Regions from separate parts of the Homo sapiens genome. Here region 1 is linked to region 2. A link is a loop called in an ENCODE intact Hi-C map of the cell type or tissue named here. Cell type or tissue: PC-3. All regions are shown on one strand. Links, peaks and the distances in the headings refer to the core of each region. The heading gives the core; the rest is flanking DNA.

Region 1 (4,364 bases), core at 1-2,500, 180 kb before region 2:
CCCTCAAAGAAATCAAAACCTATAACCACACAAAATATTAACTATTAAATAAAAGAATTATTCATAACTGTTAAAAATTGGAAACAATCCAAATGTTCATCAACACATGAATACACCATGAGATAATTGTACAACAGGATAATTCTCAGAGGTAGAGAAGAATAAACTGTGCATGACTGTGCCATAACAAAATGAATTACAAAAACTTTGTATGGAGAGAAAGCAGCCAAATAAAAAAAAAGTTCATGCTGTTTGATTTCATTTATATAAAACCTTTAGACCATGCAAAACTATTGCATAGTAACAGAAAGAAGACCATCTTTTGCCTGAAGCAAGGATGGGAGGGATTTATTTACAAAAGGTCTAAGGGGACATTCCAGGCTTATGTAAATGTTGATTGGGGTGGTAGTTATATGAGTAATATATTTACCAAAACTTTTGTAACTATGCACTTAAAATGGAGACATTTATTATTGCATGCAAATTATACTGCAATAAAGTTGACTAAAAATCACAGCACCCTTGTCTGATTTGTGCAGTGGGTAATTAGGGAAAGACTTATACCTATTGAATCCCCCCTCCATGGCCAGGGTAGTGATATCCATATTTGCCAGTGGTAGTTACCTGACATCATTAAAATAAAATTCTCATAACAGTAGACAATGGTAGAGAAACCTCATTTTTTAAGGTTTAGTTTAATCACCAACTTCTGAATGTCATCTTTGATTATCCCACATGCCTGCACATAAGGATGCTGAAATAGAAAAATCTAAAAAAAAAATCCTGAACTTATATGAGTTAGTACTATGAGATACTCCTAACAAAAAGCTGAGGAACACTTTGAGATCACATAATCTCTCATAAGAAAGGTATTCAAGGGTCATCCAGTGTAGTTTATGTTTCATTGAGATATACTGATAGATGATGGGATACAGCAAGCCTTTTAAAGTACCTATTATATACTAGACACTCCTGAGCTACAAAGATGAATCAAACAAAAGCTACACCACAAGAAACTGTAAATATAAAGGAGGAATCAGACATGCACAAAAGTAATTCTAAGGCAAGTGCTTTCCTGCAAAGACATGGTAATAAAGAAATATCTCAGGAAGCAGCACATTTACGAGGCCGACAAAATTTTAACACCCATCCTGAAAAGGCACACTTGGCAGACAAATTAACACGTTAAAAAGACACCATCAATCTAAACTTTTTTAAAACCATAAAATAAAGAGCATTCTCTATGTTAGCATTGGCAAATGTATCCTTCTAGTTGAAGCTCAAATAGCATATGGAATTATCTAAAGCATTCAGTTTAAAATTAGCACTGAAACAGTCCTGAATGCTCAAGGAACCAGCCTCATCTGAGCTATGAAAGAGTGATTTAGCTGTGCCTAAGGGGCAATATGTTTCATAAAACCCTTATCTTTTTTTAATGATATAAAGCAACTAGTCTGAAAGGGTTTTGCCTTAAAGGCCTCTTAAAGTCTGCAGCAAAATAACCTAAAATTACCATGTCTTCTATTAAACATACCGTGCTGCTATCGTAAGACTGAGCTTCAATACAGTGTTTACTAAGATTGCAAAGTCTAAGAGCTGCTAACTACTCTATAAACTGGCTAATCTGATCTCTATATGAGGACGTTAGAAGGGGAATATAGAGCTCTTTCAATAATGGAAATAATTCCTTATCTGACAAGTTTCCTGTCTTCCTAGGTTGCAGGTTCTGCACAGTGTAACACCTCCGTTTTCTCACAAGCCAAATTTAGCTCATTTCTTTAAGGTTCAGTTTAATCATCAACTTATGAATGCCATCTTTGATTACTCCAGGAAAAGGAAAAATCTTCCTTTGAATCTCCCTAGCACTTTGTATTCCTCCGTTTTTAATTAAATCACTACATTCCACACTTCATAGTTACAATGTGTGTCACCTCATTCTATTGTATTTCAAGTTCTTTGACTCAAGTGTATGTCTTATACACATTGGTAAATTGGTATCTTCAAGCATCTGATATTGTGCCTAATGAAGAATAAATGAGGAAATAATTAATTAAAGTAATATAGCAACTACAAAAAGTCTATTCATGAGAACTGGGTTCGATTTAAAAGTTGAATTCATATAATTTCATTTGAAAGCAAAATTTGTTCCTACTAAAAGGATAAAAGTATCTCTTGGAATTCCTAAAAACTTCTGTCGTTATATCGTGCCTTCAGGAACACACAAAAAAAAGGTTTCAAATAAAAAGATGAAGGAAGAAAACAGTGAGAAAAAGAGAAGGTAAAAACTAAATAACAAAACACTGGTAGCCAGTGGGTGACAGAGCATGTTTTAATACATGTAAAGTGACTTAGATGATTGACAATTACATTATAAACTTGGCAATGTGAATGTGTGTAAGTTCTTTTATACAAATGCTCTGCTCTTACTGAATCATACATTCACGCAAGATCTGAACTAATAAAGCCACCTCTTTTTTGGGGGGGAATATGTGGGGGAATTTCCTTGAACAGTGTGACGCTTATTTTTTCCTTTCACTAGAAAGACCAGGCATGTTTCTCAGTCAGATAGTAGGCAAAGGAAAAAGATAGTGGTTTAGATAGATTGAGCTGCACACATCTAAGAAGAGTATGATATAACTTAATTAAAAGTTCTCAGTGGCCAGAGAGGTGTGTCTCTCAGATACCCTTTAAGAGAAAGTGCTCTAAGGAGCATAGTTGACAGTCCCACTGCCACACCCCTGGATCCACCTAGATACAAACATGAAAGCCATGCTCCTCAGGTTTCTTCTAACCAATGACTGGGCACAGTGGTGGTAGTAGCTGGGCCATTTTTGCCTGAGTAGTCAACTTTTGCTTGAGGATTCCCTTTAGCCCAGCTGAGACAGTGCTGTGCCGAGGTTTGAGAGGCTAGGAAGAGCTCAAGCCTTCCTTTCCCTTTTGTTTCGCTAGTGTCAGATCTGTGTCATTTTCTGAAGCCTCTGACTGCCTACTCCTGCTCCATTCCCCTTTATGATTTGCAGGCATTTCCTCCAATAAAGCTGTCAAATTTCTAATTTCCTGTTTTGGCTTTTGCTTCTTAACAGGCCTGAATTGAATGAAAAAGATATCCCTTTATATTTATTTGCCCCACAAGTAGAGACTCAGATTTAATCCATTCATGTGGTTATACTTGGGATTTTCCCCAGGCCCCATGTTCTAACTTGCAATCCCCTGAAAGGGGCTTTCTTCTGTGTAGTGTCTAGAGCACTGATTTTCAAATACCGTTTTGAGGATTATTCTCAAGCATGATGTATCTTTTTAAAAAATACGTGGCTCAACCCAAGCTCATGAATTATTTACAAAGTATAAAAAGCAAACAATTAAAAATCCACAAGAATATATATTTTAACTTGCTTTTCTAGGTTAATTTGATAAATAACCATGTGTATGAGGTTTCTATTGCTGCATAACAAATTATCACATACTTGGTGGCTTATAAAAACACATTATCCTACAGTTTTTCTGGGTCAGGAATCCATGCAAAACTTAACTGGTTTTTCTGCTCAGGGTCTCACAAGGATGCACTCAAGGCATTAGCTGGGCTGCACTCGTGTCTGAAAGCTCAAACTGAGGAGACTCTGCTTCCAAAATCATTCAGATTGTTGGCAGAATTTATTTCCGCATAGTAGTCTACTGAGATACCCAACATTTTGCTGACTGCCTGCTAGAGACCACGTTCAGGTCTTTAGTGGCTGCCCCCAGTTCCCTAAGAGGTACCTCTCTTCACAAGTCACAACATAGTGTCTACTTTATCAAGGCTATAAGAGAATCTATTTTTCTAGTCTGCTAAGATAGCACCTTATATGACAAAACACAATCACGGGAGAGATATCCCATCACTTTTGCCACATATTACACAAAACAAGTTGGAAGCAAGTTATGGATCTCATCCACAATCAAGGGGAGGGAATTACATAAGGGCTTGGATGATTGTGACCATCTTAGGGCGTTTTACTACACTGGGTTTGGGAATCATCAGCCTAGACGATGAGAATATTGCTTATCTCAAAAAGTAGAACAAGCCAGACCTTACTACATCGTGGTATTAAGAACTATGCATCATCCTTCTCTTCAACTTTAAAGGTAAGATGCTATTCTGCCAGATCTAAAGAGGACTATGAAGCATCTGAGTGATATTCAGACAACCTTACTTTTCACTAATTCTGTATCGGGTAAGAATTTTCTTTATAGCCCAGTGAGTAAACAAAAGGAAAACATATTTCAGACCTATAGATGTTTCTATAGCAGAAGACAGAAGTCAAAGGAAAACTCTTCCTCTGAACTGAATTCACTTAAAAATGCTTAAGAAAAGTTTAGAAGGCAGT
Region 2 (6,230 bases), core at 1,408-3,907:
GATCTTGCAGATTCCCGGTTTGTGAAGGAAGCCTACTTAGAAAGTCACTAGCCAGTATCATCCTGATCTCTTCGTGGACTTTAACATGCTAGGAGCCATGATGGCTTTGTTCTTGTGTTATATCTGAAATAAGATTACTACTCCTACTCACTATGGAGCTATGCGTTCATCTTCGGCACTTGAAAATTTCCCTTCCTTTCTTGGCTCACAGTGTTATTTTGAACAGAAGCATAATATTTGATTTGTATTGCTCATAAGTAGGCAAGGTGGAAAGGAGTTAAATAAGTGAAAGATAACTTTTTAACATTTAAAGCTGTGTAATAGTGAAAGAAATCTAGAATAGTAATGAGTTCCCATTACTATATGTGGCAAATCATAGAATAGAGGACTCTCTACTAGGGGTGACTGGAGCAATTTCTTTTGTGTAGTAAGTGTGACAAGGCTACTTAAACTCTTAAGGTTCACGGTGTAAAGATGTAAGTGTTATAGTAAGACATTTTATAAAGCTACATAATGTATCCTCAGAGCCTCAGCTTTCCCACCTAAAAGCTGGGTGACTTGAGGCAAGTCACTTTCCTTTTAAGGGTTACAGTTTTATCATCTGTAAAACTAGATATGGATAAAATTACGCCTAAGTTTTAAAATTCTTAATGAGTTCATTTCTAGTTTATTTGTATCACTTTCCTTCAGTTAGCCATATATATATATGTATGTAACAGAAGTCTGACTCTTGAACTGCTGACTGAAACACTTTTATGATTTTTCATGCCCGTAAAGTACATTAAAGTGCTGGGAGAAATGCATTTCTCTGACCATGGGATTATATGTCACACTCATTTGATGCTAATATAAATTCAGAACCCCTACATACCTCCCCAGCTTGAAAGTTTAGGCTGCTGTTAAACTGTTGGGCATAAAAGCAGATGTTTTCTGATACTAATGATCAGCTGATATTGTCAAGAATACACAAAACTGGTGGCTAAAAGGAAAATGTTGTTATGGGGAAACCACTTAAGCACATCTCTATCACAATGAATTCTATTATCTGTTTTTTTCTCTGCCGTCTCAAGTAGACTGAAAGCTTCCTGAAGATAGTAGTTGCTATGTGCATATCCCTAAACCTGATACAATAAAAATAATAGTTTTGTGGCATGATCCTGAGCTGCTTACATGTATTATCTTATTTAAGATAGTATTGTAAATATTATTAGGATTGTCTAACAATCACCTTTTAAGAAAGACACAAATATTATCCCAATTTAAGAGATGAGATAATCAAAAAAAGAGAAGCTGAATAATTTATTCAAGTAATTTAAGTGATAGAGAAAAAATTCTTATTTTATTTTGCCTGAGTCTAAAGCCTACAACACTATTTTTTATAGTATTTTATAGTAATTAGGATATAGTTACTTATATTTATTAGCCTATTAAGTGTACTATCATTTACATTGAAATGGGCATAGATCCCTTTAGAATTTCATTCAATTTAATACAAAAAATAATTTTGAGCACCTGCCAGAAGGCAGCTATTTTGCTACGCAATTCAGAAGGTACAGAAAGAAGTAGAAGACAATTTCTGCCTATATAGTTCAGAGTTTAGAAGAAAATATAAGATTGAACACAAATTACCTTATTACAAGTCAGAGAGATTAAGGGCTGTGAATAAAGCACGAAGTGCTTTGAGGATTCAAATAAAGGACAGACAACAGTCTTACCATAAGAGACTCCACAGAGAGGATGACATTTGAGAAGAGTCTTGAAGACAGATAAGATTTTGATAAGAAAATAGTAATATTTTGATTAGAAGAAATATTATGAGGGCGAGGAATGAAGATGGCATAAGTCACAATGAGGCAAAAGTGTGTAAGTAATAGGTCAAGGACAGGGTGTCTGCACCAAAGTTAGTGGATGGTAAGGCTTTACAAAGGTAGCTAGGACATTCAGCTTTTATTTTTCTCCCCCTTCCCCTATGCAGAACTTTACTGGTGACCATTACTCTTCAGGCGGAAATACTAAACAATGTCAGATGAATTTCTAATTCTAATTGTACCATATCCAGAATTCAGATGTTATCTTTGTCCAAGAATTATTTGTCATGTCCATTGACAAAGCACATTGTCAGAAATTTTTATTGTTTTCTGAATTACTGAAAAGGAAGAAAGATTCTACACTCATCCACGTACTGTATTTTCTCGTAGACCCACAGACCTATAGAAATAGGGGAGACCTCAAGAATCATAGACATTTGAGGTGCAAAGGTACTTTGAATGTCTTCCAGTGAGTTCCTTTTCCTCGTCTTCCAGGAATTCTTTCTATGTCTGAACTAAATGACTACCTAATCTATTCTTATATCTCTCCAGAGGAAGAAAGTTTCGAAGGCATCTCTAGGTTATATGTTTCTTTGTTTTCAAGTATGAAAATGGTCCTATTGCCCCAATTTGGAGTCATGCATTAGTGCTTCCCTCTACCAAGAAATGTCAAGCGACACCAAAGATGTCAAGAAGGATGGATGGCAACCTTGTGATTCTGTGAAAAATAGAGCATGTTATTTGGAATGTTAGTAGATAGGAAGTGTGAACGAGAACTTGAGGCCTAAATCTCAAGAAATTTTCTTCTTTTTATGATGGTGGGGCTAAGTTATTCAATTTATTAGTGCATGAGTTTTCCCAGTCCCCAAAATGGAAAGACTAGTTTCATATTATAAAATTCTTTGAGATGCTTCCATAGCTTAAGGCAATAACAAAAATAAAAGTTGTATAGCAACAAACTATAATTTATACTTATAAAATTCTGCCATTTTATGTGAATCACAATTTATGGGTTTAGTTCTCACTCTTTGCTTACTTTTCGTTACCTAACTGGAATCTAAATTCCATGAGGGTGAATCCATAGCTCACAGAAGTCTATCTCCTCCCAGCTTTCCACACAAGCTTTGGTCTCTCCTCGCTAAAAAAATATAATAAGTTACTTTTTTTGCATTTTATCTTGCCAGAATTACCATTTAGAAAGCTTTTATTAAATTTGTATTTTATATGCATTTTCTTTTTTTATATAATTCACAATGGTTGCATCATTACTTGGCTATAAGAATCATGATTTAATTATAGAATAAATATCAGGAATTTTGTCTGCTTGCAAATAATTCATAAACAAAAGATTGTATTCCCAAGATTATTTAGAAATTCACTGGAATCTACGGTGAAAATAATTATATTAGGACTCGATACATACACACACAGACACACACACACACGCAAGCAATTTATTCCTTACAATTAAATAATGTCTCCTTGAAAACAGGTTGTATAATAAACCAGTGAAAGGCAACGAGTTAATCTGAAATATTACAAGCACAGCAAATAAAACTGATTTGTAATGTTTAGGCCACATGTATTTTCCAGGACACCAAAGGATTCTGGCACTTGAAATCACTTTCCCCTTTTCACCTGCTTATGAGATTATGCATAGTTGCATTAAATTGTTTTTAAGTTAGAAAAGGAAATTAAAAATATACAAATTCCCCTCATTTGTGTGCCCTACAACTATTTCCCTAGTGAAAAAATGCTGCTGAATATATAACGAAGCCCCTGCTTAGCACTCAGACACTCAAGTCAAATCCCAGAAGACATCCATTCCGGCATACCTAACCTGCCTCCTTTGAAGGAATTAATCATGGATGACCCAAGAAAATGTCTTAAGTAGCAAATTCCTATGAACAGTTTCTTTACTGAACTAAAGTCAGAAGAGTGAGCCCAAGGTGTTTAAGCTGCTTGTTTTGTGTTTATCGAGAAGGCTGTCCTTTTTTTAAATGTTTGCCTTTGGATTTACTCTATCTTCACATTATTGGTAACCACAGAATTATTGCTTACATATAGAAAGCTACTTTTATCCAGAATTCTAAATAACTGTATGATTATAAACATAAGACACATTAGTCTGGAAATGTCACAAGCTCTTGCGGCACCAACTCTCCTCCCTCTATCCTAGATAATGGTTGGAAGTGGGCCAGATACACAGGAAACTTCAATCAGTCCAGAGGCGATCACTTCATTTAAGAAAGTGCATTTTAATGAATATTTTGTCAGGATGTCCAAAGGGCCAGCAACACACCAGTGTTGTGTGAACATCCTCTCCATTTACACAGGGTGTACCCCAAGTAATCGAAGGAATCCTCTGGGGAGAAACTCCCAAAAATTCCGTAGCAGGGCCTTTCAGCCCCTGTGCTCAGGCCCGCTCCCACACCACTGTGGAGTGTACTTACATTTTCAATAAAACCCTTAATTTCTTAAAAAAAAAATAGGGAGTAAGCTTTCAAATAATGGCCTTTTATTTTACAAGGCCAAAAATATTCTGAGAAATCTCCACCCTGGACATGTTGTAACATCCAATGACATCCAATGAAAGAAACTTCACTGAATTACATGGCTGCTAAAACACATGGACATTTTTTCTGTAATTTGATCTGCAATTAACAACACAACTCAGTATTGTCAACAGTGATTATCTCCACGTGGTAGGAACAAAGATGAACTTTATTTTCCTCTTTGTACTTTTTTTGTATTTTAAAGTTCTCTAGAACAAAAAAAGAGATGAGACAATTATTATTTTGATGGACTATAGCATGTAGTGGGGAGGAGCGCAGACAGCAGAGCCAGACCACCTAGTTCTAATTTTTCCGTGTAAGCACTTACCAGCTGTGTGACCTTAGGCAAGTGATTTATCCTCAGTGGGCAGCAGCTTTTTCATTCACAAAGCTGAGATGATGATAATAAGAGTAACTACCTTACACAAGTCTGTCATGAGGATTCAATAAGTTAAAATAAGTAAAGCAATTAAAATAATGCTGGCATAAAGTGAGCACTTTATAAATGGTAATAATTATTTTTAAAGCACATTTTCAATAACAATGCTGTTTGTTTACAGTGTGTGGCAGTAATGTCTTTTAGCTCGATGGTGCACTTCAGACCTGGATCAAAACAAACCTCTCCAATTTTGATAATAGATGAAATTATTGTTTCAATTGTCAATGTTGATCTACATATTTCTAAGGAAAGAACAATGTGAGCACTAGACACAGGATTTGAAGTAGAGTCTTCAAACTAATTTGAGCTACCCAAAGGTGAATAGGGCAGCAACTGGGATGAGGAGACCTCATCGTTAGTGTCAGTCCTTTTACTAACTGCGTGTGACTTCAGGCGCATTAGTTGCTTTCTCTGAGCTTTCTCACCTCCATCGGCACTATTGTCTCTTTCTTTTCCCTCTTATTTATCTCTTCTCCTCTTATCAGAAAGATGGAGAGAAAAGTACTGACCTGCTGAGTAAACAATAAGCAGTAAAATATTAAAAATAGTATTTTCATGCAAAATATTTTAGAGCCTTGCACTATAAGAGCTGATCCTCAGAACACATCTGTGATGGGCATAATACCTCTCCCCTACCTTAAAAGTTAAATAACTGATGCATTGGAAGTCTAAATTGAGATGTCATATAGCTCTCATCGAAATCAGAGTGCAAAGGAGAGCAATTGAGCCTCTGTTAAGTGGATATGAAAGTGTGTTGCTCTCTCTCCGCAAGGGAATTTAAATGACTCATTGTCTTTGCCTAATAGTCTAGCACTATATATTTCCACTCCATCATTTCTCCCCTTTTCTAGGTAAGGGGAATGTCTAATAATCAATAACAAAAGACAATTGTACCAAGTTTGTTAACTTTGATGATGAAATACACATTAATAAAAGGCATCTTACCCTTGAATCCAGTAAGAGAGGTTAATGGGTACATCAAAGACCAAATTACAAAAGTCGAACATGGCAAATTCCATATAACCTTCAAGACTGTAGAAATCCTAAATGACTTTAATAAGAAGAAATGACTTTTGCTTCAATTTACATAAACTCAAAATGACTTTGGTTCATTGGTACCATCTCCTAAAATCGTGCTTCTCAAAGGATCTACAGTGAAATAATGAATTCCCACAAAACGAAAGGAAAGAAAACAAAAACATATAAAAACCGCATCATCACTTGTGTTTCCACACTGGAAAGCCATGCTATAGAATGCCAGAGATTCAAGGAATTTAAGTTCTTTATTTCCAACCAAGTTATTTTACACATATGGACCCCAAGAATCACAATATAAAAGGATTTACCCAAGGTCATACAACTCAACTTGAATAGACTCGGAACAAAAACTCAGATGTTTAGATTTCTGTGTAGGAGTTTTGGAGATGT

Evidence for each region. A loop is a pair of places that touch in the nucleus more often than their neighbours do. Peaks named below come from ENCODE experiments on the same cell type or tissue, not always from the same donor. Only the 100,000 strongest peaks of a DNase experiment are listed, where the experiment ranks them.
Region 1: a loop joins it to region 2, with 11 times the contacts of the local background. A loop is called at or near these places in 1 of 110 quality-filtered maps.

Annotation. Positions count from the first base shown.
Region 1 is chr3:191,692,543-191,696,906 of GRCh38, reverse strand. No RefSeq gene overlaps it. Among named protein-coding and RNA genes, the nearest start is that of PYDC2, 230 kb to the right of the region's middle. In PC-3, for the core only: no CTCF peak of the experiment used is centred there; no DNase peak of the experiment used is centred there; H3K27ac peaks cover 1,337 bases.
Region 2 is chr3:191,512,814-191,519,043 of GRCh38, reverse strand. The region is part of intron 1 of PYDC2-AS1 (PYDC2 antisense RNA 1); the gene reads right to left. Among named protein-coding and RNA genes, the nearest start is that of PYDC2, 55 kb to the right of the region's middle. In PC-3, for the core only: no CTCF peak of the experiment used is centred there; no DNase peak of the experiment used is centred there; H3K27me3 peaks cover 1,807 bases.